Linked DNA regions of Homo sapiens: region 2 is linked to region 1. The links are chromatin loops, found by intact Hi-C in ENCODE. Cell type or tissue: heart right ventricle. All regions are shown on one strand. Each heading gives the region's core, and the rest is flanking DNA. Links, peaks and the distances in the headings are about the cores only. Region 1 overlaps UBAP2 (ubiquitin associated protein 2). Region 2 overlaps UBE2R2 (ubiquitin conjugating enzyme E2 R2).

Evidence for each region. A loop is a pair of places that touch in the nucleus more often than their neighbours do. Peaks named below come from ENCODE experiments on the same cell type or tissue, not always from the same donor. Only the 100,000 strongest peaks of a DNase experiment are listed, where the experiment ranks them.
Region 2: a loop joins it to region 1, with 4 times the contacts of the local background. A loop is called at or near these places in 3 of 110 quality-filtered maps.

What each region holds. Positions count from the first base shown.
Region 1 is chr9:33,941,983-33,947,366 of GRCh38, reverse strand. It overlaps UBAP2 (ubiquitin associated protein 2), which reads left to right. Exons shown (of 29, transcript NM_001370062.2): 14 at 2,728-3,002; 15 at 3,778-3,947. Among named protein-coding and RNA genes, the nearest start is that of SNORD121A, 8.2 kb to the left of the region's middle. In heart right ventricle, for the core only: no CTCF peak of the experiment used is centred there; no DNase peak of the experiment used is centred there; H3K27ac peaks cover 1,663 bases.
Region 2 is chr9:33,882,398-33,887,781 of GRCh38, reverse strand. It overlaps UBE2R2 (ubiquitin conjugating enzyme E2 R2), which reads right to left. Exons shown (of 5, transcript NM_017811.4): 2 at 815-901. Among named protein-coding and RNA genes, the nearest start is that of SNORD121B, 49 kb to the left of the region's middle. In heart right ventricle, for the core only: no CTCF peak of the experiment used is centred there; a DNase peak (open chromatin) is centred at 2,221; H3K27ac peaks cover 1,321 bases.

The DNA of each region.
Region 1 (5,384 bases), core at 302-5,301:
TCCCCACCAGCACTCACATGCCACACTGTATTAAGGAATAGCAGGGGATTTCATTCATTGTGGAGCTGGCCATGTGGGCTGGTTTATGGTTAGGGCATATAGAGAGACAGGGAAGCATATTCCTCTGTTCTGTGAAATGACTTACTGTGTTGGAAGTACATGAGACCACTCCGGGGTTTGAAGCGATGTCTACCAAGGGAAATCATTAGAGACTCAGTGCCCAAAGTTTTTGCTGGGGCAAGAAATGTAGGTACCCTGTGCCTACATTTTTTGCTATAGCACATAGCAAAATTACAGATTCCTAGAAGGAAAGCAGATGTTGAGCATAAACCACATTGTTTATACAGACATTCTTAGCACAGTGAGCCACTCTTAATAGGTTAGTGTGTTGGCACCCTTTGCCAAGTACATACCAGCAGTCCAAATTCTCAGACATTAGCCAAGGTCCAGTCATCAAGCAGGCCTTTTTGAGAGGAATTGTAGGTCCCTATATTAACTTTTTCTGCACACATAACTAGTGAGTGATAGGACTTTTTAGATAGAACCATGCTATTCCCATATTCTTTATAAAACCTGTGTGTTTGGTGCATGCCTATAATACCAAGTTCAAAAATGAATGCGCCTAAACCAGCTCTGCCATTTGTTTTTTTTTAAATTAAATTCTGTTGACACTCAGCTAGCTGGGCACAGTGGCTCATGTAATCCCAGCACTTGGGGAGGCAGAAGGAGGAGGATTGCTTGAGCAGGAGTTCGAGACCAGCCTGGGCAACGTGATGAGACACAAAGGCTAAAATATTAGGTTGTTGTACTATCTGGCCCCATAGAGAAAAAGAGGGCCAACCTCTGTCCCATATGGTAGAACTGGCTTTTCAAATCAGTAGTGAAAAAACGCTTTATTAAAACCGTTTGAAAAATGAAGTTGGATCTCTATGCCAAAATGCCAGTGGGTCAGATAGTTAAACATAAATAGTGAATCTAGAACTATAATAGAGAAAACACAGGAGAATTTTTTTGTTGTTCTGTGTGAGGGAGACCTTTCTGGGTATGGCAGAAAACACCAAATTAGGCAGACAAACAATGAAAAAAATACTCAAAATTTGTATCATAGACAAAAAGAGTTAATTTCCTTAATATAAAAAGAGTAAAAATAAAGCAGATCAACAAACAGGTTAAAAAACTGGCTAAAGAGATAAGAACAGTCTATAAGTAAAGAACACTTAAGTATATGAAATGATACTTAGCACATTTGTATCATTTTAGTTTGTATTTTTTAATACCATTTTCCACCAATTAAACCAGGAGATTCAAAAGTGTTTGATATTAGAGTGTGTTAAAAAGGATGTGTTCTATCTGTGGACAGTAATTTTATAATATTTATCAAAATTCAAAATATATTTACCCTGTGAAGGGGCAACTTTATCCTACCAGTTGATCCTACAGGTATACTTGTACTTGCACAAAATATCTTACATACAAATGTATTCATTAGTGCATTGCTTTTAATAGCATAAGATTTGACCTAAAAGTCCATTAATATAGTACTGGTTTTATAAAATGATACCTATGTGTACTAGATTTCTGTGTAGTCACCAAAATGAGTATGAAGTAGCTCTTTGAACATTAATGTGAGACACTCAATGGAAATTAAATGATTTGTGAGACAGTAAGGTATATAGTGTGTGTATATATATGTCTGTCTGTCTGTCTGTCTATATATATTGTGATATAGTATCTCTGAAAGAGACATTCAGGAAAACCGGGTACAGTGTTTGCCTTTGTGGAGCAAGTATGGGAGAGTGGTGTGGAAGAGAAACATAATATTCGTCATACATATTCTTGTATCTATTGGATTTTGTTTTTTGTTTGTTTGTTTGTCACCCAGTCTGTCACCCAGGCTGGAGTGCAGTGGCGCCATCTCAGCTCACTGCAAGCTCCGCCTCCCGGGTTCACGTCATAGGGCCTGCCTCAGCCTCCCGAGTAGCTGGGACTACAGGTGCCCACCACCACACCCGGCTAATTTTTTTGTATTTTTAGTAGAGATGGGGTTTCACCATGTTAGCCAGGATGGTCTTGATCTCCTGACTTCGTGATCTGCCTGCCTCGGCCTCCCAAAGTGTTGGGATTACAGGCGTGAGCCACTGCGCCCAGCCATCTTTTGGATTTTGTAACATCATATATATATATATATCAATTAGTCCAAAAACTTAATAAGTTTTTTTTTTTTTAATTTTTGGATGAAGACATGGTCTTGTTTTGTCATCCAGGCTGGAATGCAGTGGTGCAATCATAGCTCACTGCAGCCTTGTACTCCTGGGCTAAAGCAATCCTCCCACCTCAGCCTCCCAAAGTGCTGGCATTATAGGCATGAGTGACTGTGCCTGGCTCAAATTTTTAACAGTTATGTAGAAAATCCATAAAATAATAAAAGTATGATTCTCTGTTAGCTAATGGTCAGGTGTGTATAGCACCATAATATTGTTCTCACGAGTTCATCACTCCCTATGCTTAAACATAAACCAAATCTCTCTGGATAGGAAACAAGGTGTGTACCCATTTAGGAACTTTTCCCGTTTATCATAAATGAAGTGTTACACATAGTGTGTGTAAAACCTAAGAAATTCAACTGGAAATGATTTGGAGAAATTGGTGGTAATAGAACACTTCATGTTCTATTGAAGAACATTGTGAAGCCATTATGCCTCATTAATTGCTGCTTACTTTTTTTAGACTTCAAATCTCAACCTGAGCCATCCCCAGTTCTTAGCCAGTTGAGCCAGCGACAACAGCACCAGAGCCAGGCAGTCACTGTTCCTCCTCCTGGTTTGGAGTCCTTTCCTTCCCAGGCAAAACTTCGAGAATCAACACCTGGAGACAGTCCCTCCACTGTGAACAAGCTTTTGCAGCTTCCCAGCACGACCATTGAAAATATCTCTGTGTCTGTCCACCAGCCACAGCCCAAACACATCAAACTTGCTAAGCGGCGGATACCCCCAGCTTCTAAGGTGGGCATTTCATCATGAAGTCACCGTCCTAAAGCTGGAATTATTTTTACATTCAGCTCTAGTGGGATACTAAGTTTTGGAAACTGGGGTACAGTGTTTTTCAAGCACATAGCTTATTGATTGCATAATAAGGATATGGCCATTTCTGAGTGACCAGACTAGTATTAGAGGGAATGGGTTTGTGCTGAGAGCCACAGATCCTTATTTCAAGTACAGATTTGAAGATCTGGCTCAGAGAACTGTTGTTCTTGAGGGTTTTGCTGTATCCCATAGTTGGAGGATGCATGGTTCCTTGACCAGGTGATACTTTCATCATTGGTGAGTCCCCAAAAATAGAGTAGTCAGCTCAGTGTTCACTTCCCACCCACCATCACAACTCCCCCGCATTGCTCTTAGATGCAGGTGGTGATATTAATGCCAACCATTCCTGTTTAACTTTTAATTTCTCCTTTTTTTTTTTAAATGAGACAGGGTCTCGCCGTGTTGTCCAGGCTGGTCTTGAACTCCTGGGTGCAAATGATCCTCCTGTCTTGGCCTCCCAAAGTCCTGGGATTACAGGCATGAGCCACCATGCCCAGCCAACTTTTAATTTTTCTTAGCTTGTTTTTTTTCTTTCTCTTTTTAGAAAAGTCTTAGCCTATTTTCTCCTTGTTTCTCACTCCTTCTTCTTGCCAGTATTGCCTGGGAACCTAAATGCTTGTTTGGCTCTGTTATAGGCCTTTGTGACCTGGAATCTGTGACCTCTGTTCCTGACACGACAGCTTTGCTTTTTCAGATCCCAGCTTCTGCAGTGGAAATGCCTGGTTCAGCAGATGTCACAGGATTAAATGTGCAGTTTGGGGCTCTGGAATTTGGGTCAGAACCTTCTCTCTCTGAATTTGGATCAGCTCCAAGCAGTGAAAATAGTAATCAGATTCCCATCAGCTTGTATTCGAAGTCTTTAAGGTACTGAATTTAGTCCTTTGTTATGAAGCAAAATAGACCCTAAGAGAGATCAACTGGTGGAAAAGAATACATCCTGTGGTAATAGCTATCCTCAGTGTTTATCCAGACCTTCCATCATCTCCATAAGAAACCCCATACCTGTAGCAGACAGTCTCAGTTTCTTCATTGCCCTGCCCCTTAGCAACCAATAATCTGTCTCTGGATTTGCCTACCTGGACATTTCATATAACTGGAATCTTGGAATATGTGGCCTTTTATGTCTGATCTTTCACTTAGTGTAAGTTTTCGAGGTACACCCATGTTTAATGTATCATTTTTATTGCCAAATATTTCATTGTGTTGATAATACCACATTTTATTCATTCATTAGTTGGTGGACATTTGGGTTGTTTGCTCTTTTTGACTATAGTGAATGATGCTGCTATGGACATTTGGTTTCAAGTTTTGCATGCTTTCAGTTCTTTGGGATGTATATCCCAGGAGTAGAGTTGCTGAGTCATATGGTAACTTAACCATTCAGGAAACTCCCATACTGTTTCCACTGTGGCTGTAGCATTTGACATTCCTACCAGTAGTCTATGAGGGATCTAATTTCTCCACATGTTTGCAGCAGTCATTTTCCTTCAGTGGAATATTTTATAAATACAAAATCTCAGATTTTAGTTTTCTTTTCTTTTCTTTTTTTTTTTTTTGAGATAGGGTCTTGCTCTGTTGTCCAGGCTGGAGTGCAGCAGCATGCTTGGCTCGCTGCAACCTCTGCCTCCCAGGCTCAAATGATCCTCCTGCCTCAGACTCCTGAGTATCTGGGATTACAGGCGTGCACCACCATGCCCAGCTAATTTTTAAATATGTTTTGTAGAGACAGGGTTTCGTCATGTTGCCCAGACTGGCCTCAAACTCTGGAGCTCAATGAATCTGCCTGCATCAGCCTCCCAAAGTGCTGGGATTACAGGCATGAGCCACCGGCCTGGCTGACTTTGTTGTTGTTGTTGTTTTAGTTTTTTCACATTCCAGAGGCAAAACCTGATATTTGTTTAAGTTTCCTTTTTAAAGATGGTCTCAAACACCTGGATTCCTTAAAGAATCTTCTTATTTTTTTTCTTTTTTTCTAGACAGAGTCTTGCTCTGTCGCCAGGCTGGAGTGCAGTGGCGCGATCTTGGTTCACTGCAACCTCTGCCTCCCGAGTTCAAGTGATTCTCCTTTCTCAGCCTCCAGAGTGGCTGGGATTACAGGTGCCCACTGCCACGCCCTGCTAATTTTTGTATTTTTAGTAGAGACGGGGTTTCACCATGTTGGCAAGGATGGTCTCGATCTCCTGACCTCCGGATCCGCCCACCTCTGCCTCTCAAAGTGCTGGGATTACAGGCGTGAGCCACCGCACGCAGCCTAAGTATTCTTAAAGATGTCCCCCTATCTCTCAGTTAAATTAGGTGGGT
Region 2 (5,384 bases), core at 137-5,136, 59 kb after region 1:
CTGCTTGAACTGGGAGCCGGAAAGCAGAGGTAGCAGTGAGCGAGATTGCGCCACTGCACTCCAGCCTGGGCTACAGAGCGAGACTGTCTCAAAAACAAACAAACAAACAAACAAACAAACAAACAAACAAACAAAAAAGCACACTTATAGAATAGTGAAGAGTAGCCTCAAAGGAAAAAAACTAGCGGGCCCTCATATATCAACCTGAGAAACAGAATGCATTATTCTAGTATCCTTATGGATTAGCCCAAAGCTAAGTACGTTTCATCAACAAAGCTAGAAATGCTTCCCCCAGGCATGTGCACTTGTCTAGTACAAGAACCTCACCTTGAATTTATTCCAAAAGAGCCTCCCAAATGTTCAGCAGCAATTCCTAAAAGGAGGCCAGTCCAAATGTAATGGGATAAATCCCGCTCCCCCTACCAAAAGCTGAATCTCTCACCCATAGGAACAGGTGACCCTTGCTGTGAAGTTAGAGGATAGGCACACAAATAAATTTATATTACATTATCTACTAAATTTTTAAATGCACATGTTAAAGACATGTGTATTATAACCCTAGCAATGAACAGCAAAAGTCTAAAGCCCAAATCCTTTACTTTATCCTTTATCCTGTAGAATATACACAGGATATTATAAAACTACACTAATGTTAAATAATTAATCCAGAAACTGTTAACTGAAGTGCAAAATCATTAATATTTCTCTATGGCTACAAAAGCCTAAGTATCAAAGTGTGCTGAGATAGGCTATTTTAAAGTACTGATTTAAAAAAAAAAATCTTCAGAGAAATTTATGATGGATGTCTCCTTACCTCATAAATGTTGGGGTGCCACATTTTGGTCAAGAATCTGAAGGTAGGTGGTGAATAGGGGTAGTCAATAGGAAATTTAATATGCGCCTGAAAAGAAAAAAAATGAAATGCTAATAAATGAGACTATAACTTATTCATCTGCCTAATAATTCACCCTACTACACGCCACAGAAACAAAGCTCCTTTCATAGAGTAAACTCTTGAGATTAAAGTAGCTCAGACATACTTTGTTATCCCCAGTGCCAGGGTCATTAGTAAGTTCTTACAGCACCCCTTCAAATATTTATAAAAGCCTTTTTTTTTTTTTTTTTTTTAAGACGGAGTCTCACTCTGTCAGCAGGCTGGAGTGCAGTGACGTGACCTCAGCTCACTGCAACCTCCACCTCCCAGGTCCAAGCGATTCTCCTGCCTCAGCCTCCCGAGTAGCTGGGACTACAGGTGCACGCCACCACGTCCGGCTAATTTTTGTATTTTTAGTAGAGACGGGGTTTCACCATGTTGGCCAGGATGGTCTCAATCTCTTGACCTTGTGATCCACCTGCCTCGGCCTCCCAAAGTGCTGGGATTACAGGCGTGAGCCACCGTGCCCTGCCCCTATAAAAGGCTATTTTAAGTCACCAAAACTCACACTCACTCACATACACAAACATACATAAATATAATTTTAACTTGCCTCACAAGTGAAAAACAGTACTCTGTACATTTTATTTTTATAACAAAATAATCTAATTTTAGAGTACACAATATGGAACAACGGTATTTTTCTTTTTACTCACATAATTTAACTGTCATTCTATCACCCAGAAATAATAAATGCTGACATTGCTGATTTCCCTTACAAAACGTATTTTTAAAAACTTCAACATACTGTATTTTGTATTCTGCTTTTTTCACCTGTATCACATTGTAAACATTTTTTTTACACCATAAAATATTCTCTTTACATGGATGACTGACAGTATCTGCATTATACTCCATCAAATGTATACCTACATGAACCATTTTATAAAACTATTTCCTTATTTTGGGCATTTGGGTTGTTTCTCACACCTTTGCTGTTACAAATCCTGCTGCAGTGAACGTCCTTTGCAGTATCCCCGTATTTTATATATGAAGAAATCCAGAAAACCTGAAAAGTTCTCTCTTCCACAAAAGCAATGGGAAAATTGCCAAAAATTATAAGCATCATTTTCAGAATTCCAGAAAATAACCAGAGGCTTGCAACAATTCAAGGAGTAGATATTTAAAGAAAATGGCTGACATTCAGTAAGAACATCAAGCTACGTGATTTTAACTTACCCTAATCCAATCTCCTATACTCTAGCTGTGCAGCAGCCTTAAAACACATTCAAAGTAAAAACCAAGGAAGCTGACAGGCCCTGGAGAGGATAGAATGGGCTGGCATTTCGCCAAAGCCTTACTCCCAGAGAATTGTCATTAAGTTTACTTTTCTAATGGTTCCCTAGAAAACTCCACTTGCAAGGCTGTCTACATATGATTGGATTTGGAGCTTGGCCAATATGAAAACATTTTCCCTGGCAGCTTTGTTGAAAACAATGGCAGGCAACTATTTAATCTTAAAGGTACCTGAGGCAGTGGAAAATACAAAACAGACTAACCAAAAACGTTAAGGAAAAGCTGGGCTGGGCTAAGAGTTGTCCATTATGGTTCTGAAAAGCTCTGACAAATTATTGTGAGTCTATAATACCATGACAATGTGTAGAGCTATGCACATGCCCAGCACTATGTGCATGCTCAGGAAAGCCCTAAGAAGGCCCTAACTTTATACCTCTGGCTTAACTTGAGAATGTATACAACAAGAAAGTAAAGAGTTTGCAAATGCCTGTCTGAATTAAGTTGAAGACATGCAATGACACATACGCAGAGCCTCTCTACAAATTCCAGCTAACTAACTGGTTCTAGAAAACCAAGGAAATCTCTGTTCAATCATTACCTGACCACTAAGCTGAGTGGAGAATTCACTGGCCACACATAACAATAATATCGACATTATATAATTAGGTAAAAGAAGTCAACAGTAATTACAACAGCAGCAGCAATGGCAACAACAAAAACCCTGGGGAAGAGGAGAATTGGATTCCTGCAGGTGCCACTGTATATTATTTAAATTTCTAGTTTTCAGCAAAATATTACAAGCTATGAACAAAGTATGGTCCATACAACAGGAGAAAAAAAAAAGAATCAATAGAAACTGGAAACCTAAGTATTCAAGTTACTAGGCAAAGACTAAATCAGCTTATCTTTAAACCTTTAAACATTTCAAAGGACTAAAGAAAATCATGGCTAAAGAACTTAAAGGAAAGCATGAGAATGGTGTTTCACCCATAAATACTGAATATCAATAATGAGATAAATTATTTTTAAAAATCCACAAAAAGTGGTGGCTCATGCCTGTAATCCCAACACTTTGGAAGGCTCAGGCAGGTGGATCCCTTGAGCCCAGAATTTCAGACAAGCCTAGGCAAGGTAGCGAGACCCTACTCTACAAAAAATTTAAAAATCAGTCGGGTATGGTGGTGTCTGTGGTCCCAGCTACATAGGAGGCTGAGGTGGGAGGATCACTTGAGCCCAGGAGGTGGGGCTGCAGTGGGCTATGATCATACCACTGCACTCAGGGCTGGGCAGCAGAGGAAGAGCCTGTCTCAAAAAAAAAAAAAGAAAGAAAAAGAAAAAATAAAGGGGTTGGGGGTAGGAGGGGGAAGAGAGGGGGAAGAGAGAGAGAGAGAGAGAGAGAGAGAGAGAGAGAGATTCTTAAGTTGTTAAGTACAAAAACTGTTGATTCTTTGAGACAGGGTCTTGCTCTGTCAGTCACCCAGGCTAGACAGAGTACACTGGGTTACAGCTCACTGCAACCCTGACATTCTGGGCTCAAGTAATTCACCCACCTCAGCCACCTGAGTAGATGGGACTACAAGCATGCATCTCCAAGCCCAGCTAATTTTTTTGTGGGGCTGGAGGTTTCATCATATTGCCCAGGCTGGGTCTCGAACTCCTGGGCTCAAGCAATCCCCACGCCTCGGCCTCCCAAAGTGCTGGGATTTACAGATGTGAGCCACCACAGCTGGCCTGTTCATTCCTTTTGATGACTAAATTTAAGAAGTACAAAAACTGAAATTAAAAAAAAAAATTAAGTGCTGAGCAACAGATTTGAGCAGGTAGAAAAAATAGTGAATTTGAAGATAGGTCAATTTATTGACCTTATTCTTTTTTATTTCTTTTTTTTTTTTTTTTTTGAGACAGAGTCTTGCTCTGTCACCAGGCTGGAGGGCAGTGGTGCAATCTCGGCTCACTGCAACCTCCACCTCCAGGCTCAAGTGATCCTCCTGCCTCAGCCTCCTGAGTAGCTGGGACTACAGGGGCATGCCACCACACCCAGCTAAATTTTTGTATTTTTTAGTAGAGATGGGGTTTCACCATGTTGGCCAGGATGGCGTTGATCTCTTGACCTCGTGATCTGCCTGCCTCGGCCTCCCAAAGTGCTGGGATTACAGACATGAGCCACCGCACTCGGCCTTATTGATCTTATTCTTTTAAGGGGGAGTAGTGGAAATCCCAATTTATAGCTGATTCATCAGGAGTATAGGTCTGCCATAGGCATCCAAAATGGAGGCAGTCTTTCTTGTGGGACTGAGTCCTTAACCTATAGAATCTGATGTTATCTCCAGGTAGACAGTGTCAACAATGAATTGAATTGGAGGACTAAGATAAGAGAGAAACTATAAAATTCTTAAAAGAAAACATAGGTGTAAATCTTCATAACCTTGCATTCACTAAGTTTTGTACACGTGACACCAAAAACACAAGGAACAAAAGTAAAAAGAAATGGGACACAATTAAAATTATTATTATTATTTTTTTGAGGTGGAGCCTTGCTCTGTTGCCCAGGCTGAAGTGCAGTGGCATGATCTCAGCTCACTGCAACTTCCACTTCCTGGGTTCAAGCGATTCTCCTGCCTCAGCCTCTCGAGTAGCTGGGATCACAGGCATGTGCCACCACTCCTGGCTAATTTTTGTATTTTTAGTAGAGATGGGGTTTTGCCATGTTGGCCAGGATGGTCTCAAACGCTTGACCTCAGGTGATCCGTCCACCTCAGACTCCCAAAGTGCTAGGATTACAGGTATCAGCCACTATCCTCGGCACAAGGTTTCTTTTTCAGATGACAAAATGTATTCTAAAATTGATTTTGGTGATGGTTACACAACTTTGTGAATATGCTAGAAACCACTAAACTATATACTTTAATGAATGGGTGAACTGTATGACATATGCATTAAAATCACAATAAAGCTGATTAGGGGGAAAAAAGGCTGGAGCCCAAACACCCAGGTCCCTCAAAGATCTTGATTTCTAAAATATCATTATTTGGCCGGTATGGTGGCTCACGCCTGTAATCTCAGCACTTTTGGAGCCCTAGGCGGGTGGATCACGAGGTCAGGAGTTCAAGACCAGCCTGGCCAAGATGGTGAAACCCCATCTCTAGTAAAACTAAAAATTAGCCAGGTGCAGTGGCAGGTGCCTGTAATCCCAGCTACTCGGGAGGCTGAGGCA